Regions from separate parts of the Mus musculus genome. Here region 1 is linked to region 2. Evidence: chromatin loops called from intact Hi-C (ENCODE). Cell type or tissue: left cerebral cortex. All regions are shown on one strand. Links, peaks and the distances in the headings refer to the core of each region. The heading gives the core; the rest is flanking DNA.

Region 1 (5,292 bases), core at 610-4,609, 50 kb before region 2:
GTCATAGGTCCTCTTCACATAGGTAGAAGATGAGCAGCTTGGTCTTCATGTGGGTCCCCCAAACAACTGGTGCAGGGACTGTCTACCTACCTGCCTGCCTGTGGAGCTAGCACCCCTAAATAGACAGCCTTGTCTGGTTTCAGTGAGAGAGGGTATGCCTAGTCCTGCAGCAACTTGATGTGTGGGGTGTGTGTGTGGGTGTGGATGTGGGTGGAGTTGGGGTTGGGGGTAGGGTGGAAGTTGACACCCAGATGGGGGTTCCCCTTCTAAGGGGAATAGGGGAAGGACGTATATGAGGGGGTACTCAGAAGAAAGGAAGGGCTGTATTGGGTTGTAACGTGGATGAATAAATAAATAAATTTAATTTAAAAAAAAAAAGAAAAGAAAAATTCAAAGCAAGATGATATAAGAATTTGTGTGGAGAAGGTGAAAGATCCTGGGAGGGAGAAGGCAGAGCCCAATCTAGTGAGTGAAATGTCAGCAATATGGTGAAAACATGTTTTGGGATTCCTGGTTTAGCCCATTTCCTGGAAGTCACATTTGATTCTCTGATGATTTGAACTCTGTTTTCCTCTGTCCCCTCAGACTTTTCGAATTGTGCCCCCGATGTGTGTCACGAAGATGGAAGTAGATTTTGCATATGAAGTATTTCGAGCTGCCTTAATTCAACACATGGAGAGAAGAGCTAAGTAAGAAAAGCCATGAGCCTAAAGAACGTCTCACCTGTGTACAGAGATGAACTTGAGGAATGTTGAAAAACCACAAGCATTAGATTAAAAAACTGCAGCCCTCTGTAGTAATTGTAAAAGACATGACCGACTATCTATCTACTGACCGTATTTGTCAACGGAGCCCCCATTCTCCTGAGAATTCCATCCTTCAGGGGAAGTATCTATCACTGGCTCACAGAGTAAGTCTCAGTTTGTGTAGATTAGTCTGGGCTAATGTTATTTCCCATTATATCAACTGGTTTGAATACACAGTATATGTGTCTCCCATGAGTCGTGAAGGAAACTCTTTCTGTGCCACTACCTCTGAAGAAACATTTCTTCAGGCTTCAGCTCAAATGCCTCTTGTCACACTGGAAATTGTGTGGAAAATGATGGGGTTTCTCACTTCACACCAGGCATCTGGAAGCCATGAAGATAAAGCCTAGTCACTATGCTACATCTGGAAAGTGGTCGGAAGCTGAGTGGTTGGTAATGTCAATGAGTCACTGACCATGAATCCTGGAGCCACCCTACCTCAGGGTTTCTTGATTTATGAAATAATAAATTCATGGTGATGCTTACAACTTTTAATATTTTCCGTTATTGCAGCCCAAGGCATTTGGGAAACAATGCAGAAAATATCTTTTTTTTTTTTCTAGTGTGGTCAGCATCATCTCATCTTCATTGAAACCTTTTCTTCTACTATGGCAGATGCATACAAAATTTCCAAAATTCTAGCCATTATTATGTATAATCGTAAATATTCTTTGATATAGGTGTTACCTGACCTGTATCTAAGATCTGGCAATATTCTTTAATTTGACATACTCACTGAAATGTATTTAACAGTAACCTTCATATAATTACCATAAATGAAAAAATATACTACTTACAGAGAATCCATAAAAATAGATCAAACAAGGTTGGGGACAGTCTGTAAAATGTTTGTCTCACAAATACAGTGACTTGTGACTTCTGCTGGATTGCCCACATATGGTAGTAGACACCTGTGTTCCACCACTGAATAGATTGAGACTGGGGGATTCCTCGGCCTCACTTGCCAGCCAACCTAGCCCAATTACCAAATCCCAGAACAGCGAGAGGGCCTGTCCTAAAAAAATAAGGTGACTAGCCCTGAGGAATGACATCCCAGGTTGACCTCTGGCACTCTCACTCACTTGTACACACCCAGCCAAATTAATAATTTTAAAATCCTGTTCCCAGAAGATAGTTTTACAAATGTGTTTGGCTTAAGAATTCTTTTTTAAAAACATTAGCATATACAAAGCCTATTAAAAATAATACTAGCAAACTGACCGAGACCTTCTATGGAACAAAAGCCAAAAGCAACTGAAGAGTTAACTTAATCATGTGATTAGATATATATATTTATTTAAAACTATGCCCCAGCTTGAAGCCATGTCCTGATTGTCTTATCCTTCTGTGATGTCTTTTTTAACACATCCTACAGCTTGCCACCAGATTTGTTTCCATCCGGGATTGACTTAAACATAGCACTCCCTGTGCAAAGCCTCCCACCTTCTCCCCAGTGTCCCTCAGACAAATCAAATTCCCTCAGTGTGGGATGCCATGCTCTCCAGGATCCTAGAAGAGCAGCTACCAGAAATGTTCAATTTGGCACCATGGAAAGACCTTTGAATTAAGAGCAGCCCTTCCATTCTCTACTTGGTTCTCCTGCTTAATTTGCTATAAATGACCTTGAACAAATATTTTAGCCTTTCTAAGCCCTAGCTTCTTGCTAGCTAAATGTATTAACTTGCCATTGTTACCTCTTGTACTTGTCTTAGGAGTGGATTCGGTGATATAAAACTCAGAAAACTGATGAATCCTGCAAGAGACAATCCTTCCTTCCAATGATGTCTTCCTTCTTTCCTTCATAACTACCATTTCACCAGGAAGTTTCTTTGTTCCCTTTGTTTTCTTGCCTCCCAGCCCAGCCCAGCCACCAGGGTCCCAGTCCCACTCATCATACAGGCTGGATAGTGGTGGGGGCACATGCCTTTAATGCCAGCACTCAGGAGGCAGAGACTGGTGCATCTCTGTGAGTTAGAGGCCAGCTAGCTTGCTCTATAGAAAGAGGTCCAGGACATCGGGCCTACATGGAGAATCCCTATCTGGGGAACGGAGGTGAAGGACCACACAGATGATCTCCTTATGGACAATCCTGCCTCCTTTGCTGCTTGTTTATCCTAAGTAATTCCTCTTTCTTGCATATCCTTCTTGGCTTCTGAAATGTGGTCTTCTGCCTCAGAGGACTTTCTCAGTCTCTTTCCTAGAACGACTTCAACTTGATGAAGTCCTGAGTTGTTCTTCTGTCATGTTGTGTTCTCTGTCTGTAAGCAACATATCCACCTCTGAAACACTGACGTGCTCTAACAAAACCAATGACTTTTAAATCCCCAGATTTTCTCTGAGCTCCAACTCCAAGATCACAGTTTTCTGGATACATTTGCTTGGAAGCCATGAGAATATTATAAATGTAAATTCCTCCCTTATGTTCAATCATATTTATTGATTATAAACCCTTTGTCTCAGGTTTATAATCTTGGTGTTTGATATTTTTTTCTCCAAGTTATACTTTAGATTTTTGTTTGATTAGATTTCATCATACTTTCTCTATTATAACATTTTCAACCTAACCTATTTATATCAAAAATGCCTTAATTTGGGCAATCATATTTGCTAAACAACTTAATCTACCTCTTTTCTGGTAGAGCTGGTTGTTGTGGGCTAGTGGTCTTTGCTCTTCCTTTGGAAGCTGCAGAGGCCATGTCTTTCATCTTTCAATGTTGTTGGGCATCACTGGTAGTGTCTGAGACAAATCTCTGTGCAGCTAGAGGGATTAGCTGAAACTTCCAAACCCTTTCCTGTCTATTCTCCATAGGAAAAGCAAAGGCCCTCACTCAAGAGCTTCCTGTTGTTCAAACTCCTGCTACTTGGCTTTCCACACACTTTTCACAAAGCCATCTGGTTGCTACATTTCCATCATTCTTACTGTACTATGCACCTTGACTTGGTATCTGTGTTCATAAGAATATTCTTCCTCTCTTCTTTTTTCAATGGAAAATATGGGGTCAGAGACTTCAGACAAGAAAGTAATGTTTCTTACTGATTCCTCAAAACCTTCCTGTTCCCAACGGTGCTTTTCCAAATGAAAAGAAAATGTATAGCAGCCATTTAGGTATTTAGTAGAATACAAAAATAAAACAACAGAATTCAATTTAAGGCCAAGAACAGTAATAAAAAACAAAGCCTTTTTGTTTTGTTTTGTTTTGTTTTGTTTTGTTTTGTTTTTACTCAGGGTGTAGTCCCTAGGGATTGCAGAATAATATACAGTATCCATGATTTTTCTCCCTTCCATTTTCTGGGAGGAGGAGCTGAGGGATCAAATCACTGAAATAAAACTGAGTGCATTCTCAATCCTACAGGGCCGTGTATATACCTCACATGTATATACCTCACATGTATATACCTCACATGTATATACCTCACATGTATATACCTCACATGTATATACCTCACATGTATATACCTCACATGTATATACCTCACATGTATATACCTCACATGTATATACCTCACAGTATAATCTGCTCATCTCCCACGTCCACTAATGAGGAGTCATCTTACAGTAGCCTCTGGTTTTCTGTTGTTTTGTTTTGTTAGAGCACTTGAAACTAGATAATTTATAAAGAAAAGGGGTCTATTTGAGGCTGAAAGCACAAGGCCATGTGATGAAGCCAGCTTCAGATCACAGTAGAGCAAGGAGACAAGTGGTGTGTACAAAAGGAAAAAGAGATGAGGCAAACCTGCCTTGTCACAAATGCATGGGCAGTAATTAACTATTCAAGCCTGGCAAGAAAATGGACTTATAAGATAAAAGAAGTTATCTCTTTACATGGGTCTCACCCTCATGATCCAACATCTGTCATTGGGCCTCCCAACACTGCCACACTGAAGAGGAAACATTCGAATCCTGACGAAAAGCCAACAATAAAATTCCAAAAGGTAGGGAGATGCTGAGCTCCATCTCTGCACTTTCCAAGGTGCATGGCTCTACCCAACTCCCAGACGACCAGGAGAGACGGTAACTCTTGAAAAGAGATGAACATGAATCACAGAACTGAAGGTAGAAAGGGCATGATTTGGCGCATTGGGACACCGGATAGCCTTTTCCTGGCTTCTAAACAGGAAGGCATCCTTCTTTGTTCCATTTGGAGTCGTGGGCAGGCGCTTAACACCACCATCTTTCTCCCTTCCATTTTCTGCTCTACCCACAGGAGGTGGGCTATAAGCCAGCTTGCATAAGACAAGGAGCCTACATTCTTGGCAAGTTTGTTTTTTCCTTCCTACTAAAACAGCCTCAAGGGGAGACAATGAATGAATACTTAGCTCAAGTAAACTTCTTTCCACACCTGGAACAAATTCATACTTAATTATGTAATTAGAATACAATGCCAAAATGTTAGCAACTGTTTTAAAATATTTTGAATACCAGTCCACTCAAAAAGGTGTAAGTTGTTTTTTTTTTTTTTTAAATCACACCAAGCTTGGGTTATAA
Region 2 (5,292 bases), core at 893-4,892:
GGGGGGGGGGGGGAAGAATGGGACAATGAACTGTGGGAGGGCGGGGAGCAAGACTAGACTGTAAAAAAGTAAAATTTTAAAAAAGAAAAAGAGCGGGCATAGTGGCACACACCTTTAATTCCAGCACTTGGGAGGCAGAGGCAGGCGGATTTCTGAGTTTGAGGTCAGCCTGGTCTACAAAGTGAGTTTCAGGATAGCCAGGACTACAAAGAGAAACCCTGTCTCGAAAAACCAAAAAAAAAAAAAAAAAAAAAAAAAAGAAAAAAAAAGAAAAAGAAAAAAAGAAAGAAAAAGAAAAATCTGGACTTTTAAAAAGTACTCATGTGTCTCAGACATAGCCCACAACATTAGACTCCTACTCTTCTCACCAGTTAAATGAAGAGAATTCCATTAGTAAAATTTCCACTTAAGGAATATTTTCTGAAGACCAAGCAAAGTCTTGTATGTAAAAGGACTTCATAAATTATAGAAATGTAATTAAATTAGATCATTTCACATTTATACAGTGCTGTATACTTTTCAAAGTACATACTACTTGACTCATTAATAAACCATTTATACTCAAACCATTTTGGAAAAAAAGATGTCATCTGAGTTACTTGTCAGAAAATCTACAGTTTATAAATAAGTAGAAGTAGGAACTCTATTCAGATCAGTGTTGTGGGTGGAAGAGCTAGTAATCATGAGAAAATCGGGATTACTGGTCAGCAGTTCTCTGTATCCCAGGCTGTCCTGGAGCTCACTCTGTAGACCAGGCTGGCCTCGAACTCAGAAATCCGCCTGCCTCTGCCTCCCAAGTGCTGGGATTAAAGGCGTGTGCCACCACGCCCGGCCTGGTCAGCAGTTCTCAAAGGCCTCAACCTAACGTGTTAAACACATACACACTCAGTGTCTGCACTCTGACAATGTAGGTAAAGCACCTTCCGGAAGCCCTAAGTGGGAGGAATGGCACATATGACACACTCACTCCTATGCAACAACTACTGTCTTTTTTTTTTTTTAAGATTTATTTATTATACATAAGTACACTGTAGCTGACTTCAGTCGTACCAAAAGAGGGCATCAGATCTCATTACGGGTGGTGGTGAGCCACCATGTGGGTGCTGGGATTTGAACTCAGGACCTTCAGAAGAGCAGTCAGTGCTCTTACCCACTGAGCCATCTTGCCAGCCCCCAACAACTACTGTCTTAAAAGAGATATTAAGGTGTGCAGGACATGGCGGTGCACGCCTCTAATCCCAGGACTCCAGAGGCAGAAACAGGCAGATCCCTGAGTCTGAGGCCAACTGGTCTGAGGACCTAGTTCCAGGACAGCCAGGGCTATACAAGAAAAACCTATCTGGAAAAACAAACAGCAAACAAAATGCTTAACAAAATGTTCTTTGATTGCCCATTAGAACTCCCAATTTCTAGTTCAGTCTAGAAAACAGGACTGTGGCCATGTACGGTGAAGTACAAGTCAGATGCTCTCTGGATTTTCATCTCCTCTTCTGTTCTCTAGTTTCTTACTCTTGAGCCACACTGCGGGCATCTAAGTACACACAGTAAGATTTATTGTCCAAATTTACTTAATCTAGCAAGAAACATTACCATCCAATCCGTTTCTGGGCTCCTGATCCTCCACTTCGTTTTCATCTGATCCATCTCCAAACTCCTTCTCGTACCTTGCTTCCATCTCCTGGAGCTCCTTCTCCAAATTGGCCATGGTCATCCAGCTCTGCTCTCTGTACTGCTCTGCCAGCCTAGACACACAGCAGAGTCTCAATCCCACTGGAAAGCACAGCTCTAAAACCAACCCTATTGAGAACGCCCCTGATGCTGCCAATGGGAGGAAACCAATCACCCATCCTCAGCTACAACTGGTGCAAAGTCACTGGCACTGAGTTGGTTTTAACTGTTCTAAGTAATAGAACTTGAAATACAACTTTCAGCAGCTTTGACTGCAAAGTCTTCAGGTGACTTTAAGTGTTAAGTACCAAGAGCAGTACAAGATACTGCATAGTAGCTATAGCAGGGCTCTGCAGGTTGGTAGATGGCTCAGCAGGAAAAAAACTTGCTATCAGGCCTGAGAATCTGAAGCCCACATCTGAAGGAAAGAACTGGTCCATGGAAGCTGCCCTCTCCACACAAGTATCCCACACATACAAAATGATGGTTTGTTTTGGTTTGTTTTGGTTTGTTTTGGTTTGGTTTTTTGAGACAGGGTTTCTCTGCGTAGCCCTGGCTGTCCTGAAACTCGCTCTGTAGACCAAGCTGGCCTCGAACTTAGAAATCCACCTGCTTCTGCCTCCCAAGTGCTGGGATCAAAGGCGTGCGCCACCACACCCGGCAAAATATTTTTTTTTAAAGAGCAGGGCTCTGTGTTAAAGTTCTTAAACTCCATTCCTAGGTGCGGTGCGACCTGCCTGCTACAGGCCTCATTTCCTTATAAGAGAAAGCAGAAAAGCATGTGAACAGACGTCCACCAGAGTAAGAACTCCATCAGCACCGGCTGCTAACACACTGCAGTAGAGGATCAAGGATAAAGGCTCTGAAGGAAGGATGCATACAGAACCTCGATGTTACATGTAGGTAGAGAAACAAGGCTAGAATTCACAGATTTTTAAAAAGAAAAACTATAAGCCAGGATAATAACCAAACTTAACATGGAAGCTTCGTGCTGGCTCCCTTTGGACACACTCTACCATGCTGGCCACCCTACTGACATCCACACAGACCCACATCAGCAGAGAGGAGCTAGTTCCAGATTGCATACTTGGCTTGCTTCAGCTTCTGCTGCCTCCTCATCTCCTCTGCCTTCCTCGCCTTCTCTGCGTTCTGCTCCTCCACAAGCTTCCGATGGGCCTGCACTCTCTTATCTCGTTTACGAATGAAGGCTACCAGCTGGCGCACCAGTTCATTTTTCTCTTTCCTTGCTCTGTCTCGAATTTTTTTGTTTTCTTTTTCCATGGCTCGTTTTTCCCAGCGGTTCGAGGCTTGCCGGGTATCATACTCTTCCTTCCAGGAAAAATTCTTTTGTGTGCAGAAACTCTGCCAGTGAGCGTAGAAAGGGTGGACCACCTAGTGTCAAAGAAAAAAAGGCAGAAAATATTAAGGAATAAAATATCTTCTAGCTTTCTTTTCATGTATCTAAGATTCCTTCTGTTGTGTGTTTCTTTAGCTTTTGCAGTGCTGGGAATTGAACCCAGGGCCTCTGTGAATGTTCTACCACTAAAGCACAACTCTAGACCCTCAGACACTAACGTCAATCACTGGACAAGAAGGCAGTTAGTTCTCTTAAAGACACTCATTCTCCTAGGCAGATTCAGAAAAGAAAAATAGTCTCGCTGGCTAGAAAGACTGTAGAAAGAGACTACTACAACCACAGAGAGAACAAGTCAAGAGTCAGTACAAGCTCCGGCAAAAATGAGGGTGAAACCCAGCTCAGGAGACAAAAGATGGTTTCTTGTACATCTAGAAAACCCCAGGAGAGAGCCCGGGAGAGTGAGATGCAAGGTAGTTTTTCTTTCACCGTGTCATAGTCGCTCTGGGAGTCGCCGAAGGTTGGAAAATCCTCAACATCTCCCTCTGACATACACTCCAGTTCTTCTTTTGCAATCAGCTCAAAGACAACACGATACACTGCATAGAACCCCTAAAACAAAATAAAGCCAAGCCAGAAACTCAGTGAACCACAGAAAACAGGCTTTAGTGCTGAGGCAGTACAAGGGCCAGCTCTCACTACCTCGAGTGCCCTTCACCCACACGTGCCCACAGCTTAAACAGACGTGCATTCACTTTGTATACAATTTTAGGACAGCCCCACATTTGAGTTGTACTTAACCACTTGAGGAGAAAGTAGAAGTTTTCCTATCTTACCCTTTCATCGTCCCCATAACCAGAATAACAGGTAACCGTGAAATAATGAAGCAGATCTAAGCTGTCATCTTGATATTCCCCATCGAGCCCTCCTTTAAGTAAGGCCTCTCGGTGGTTATCGTACCTAAAAAATTCAGAAGTGAAAGGGACTCAATTAAATGCAATTATATAAAATGTCACACTGGACCTGTCTTCCTCAATCAGCTGACACAACAGTGCAGTATGTCTCACACATGCAACTCATAGCCTCAAGGTTTTAAAGAAAGCTGACAATTTAAAAACCAGGAAGTCTTTCAGGAACTGGAGATTAAAATCATGCCTGCAATTTCTCATACCATATATAATAGTAGCCCCTATCAACTAGGAAATCTAGACTTCCTCAACAGGAAGCTGAAATCCATAGGAAAGAGAACTACTAAGTGGTACAGTATTGAACATAATATCGTCCATAAAGATGGAATTTACCATCAGTTACCGGAAAAACTTATTTGTATTTATATAAACTACAGCTAGGAGACACACCCACACCGACACTACAATTTGTTCTTCATAAAAAGTCTGTAATAGTATTTATTATCATCCTTGCTTGATAATACTGGTTGCTCATCATCATAGAGTCTGTAAGAAGCAAGACCAGAATTCAAAGTCAGGTCACTCCTACTTCAAAGGATGGGCTCCTCACCTCAAAATGGTAACAAGTACCAGGCAACAGGGAAACAAGCAGGCGGGAGCTTTAAGGGGAAATGAGACAATCTAAGACTGAGAGGAGGACTAAGTAAAAAGAAGCCACATGGGATACCAACACTGTAAAGGAAGGAAAATGGTTTTGTTTGGTTTTTGGAGAGAGGATCTCCCTATATAGCCCAAGGTGGCTTGAAACTCCCCCTAGGTAGCCCAGGTGACTCTTGAGGACAGGGGCCACATGCAAAGACAAGAGGCACATCTGGCTTTAGTTCACAATTTCAAAATGCTTGGTCAGAGAAAAGTTTAAGCTCTTCTAGGAGGTTTAAGAGAATTCGTATACAACTTGCTTTTAAACCTTTCTCTTTTGAGAATCAGTAAGCTGTCCAGAGTCTAAGCAGATGACTTTCAGGGCAGAACCTTGTTAGGAGCAGCATTTTTCACTATTAAGTCTGAGTCCAAAACCTATTCATCTGCAACAGGACCTAGACGCCGAAAATTCAGAACCTCAAACATACAGATTCTTGTTACAAAATTAAACTGTATTAGGAGCTCATCTTTGTTAAAAGGACCTATTTGCACAGTAGAATTTATTCAAGTGCTCTATAGAAATGTATAATTCTTACATTAAAATAATTAAAACAAGAATTACTACAAAACCCAAACTTCCTTCCTATGTTACAATGAACTCTTCATACATACACTAAAGGAACCCGCTCAGCGAGAGAGAAAGCACTTGCAGCATCTAAGTTA

What was found. Hi-C counts contacts between places; a loop is a spot of excess contacts. Peaks named below come from ENCODE experiments on the same cell type or tissue, not always from the same donor. Only the 100,000 strongest peaks of a DNase experiment are listed, where the experiment ranks them.
Region 1: it touches region 2 in a loop (2.3-fold over the local background); 2 of 42 quality-filtered maps call a loop at or near these places.

Annotation. Positions count from the first base shown.
Region 1 is chr15:10,408,865-10,414,156 of GRCm38, forward strand. Agxt2 (alanine-glyoxylate aminotransferase 2) reads left to right here. Exons shown (of 14, transcript NM_001310735.1): 14 at 586-1,289. The coding sequence ends at 693. Among named protein-coding and RNA genes, the nearest start is that of Gm52213, 11 kb to the right of the region's middle. In left cerebral cortex, for the core only: no CTCF peak of the experiment used is centred there; a DNase peak (open chromatin) is centred at 2,221; H3K27ac peaks cover 2,500 bases.
Region 2 is chr15:10,458,365-10,463,656 of GRCm38, forward strand. Dnajc21 (DnaJ heat shock protein family (Hsp40) member C21) reads right to left here. Exons shown (of 12, transcript NM_030046.2): 3 at 3,859-3,982; 4 at 3,512-3,634; 5 at 2,756-3,060; 6 at 1,591-1,742. Among named protein-coding and RNA genes, the nearest start is that of Dnajc21, 9.5 kb to the right of the region's middle. In left cerebral cortex, for the core only: no CTCF peak of the experiment used is centred there; a DNase peak (open chromatin) is centred at 2,825; H3K27ac peaks cover 1,188 bases.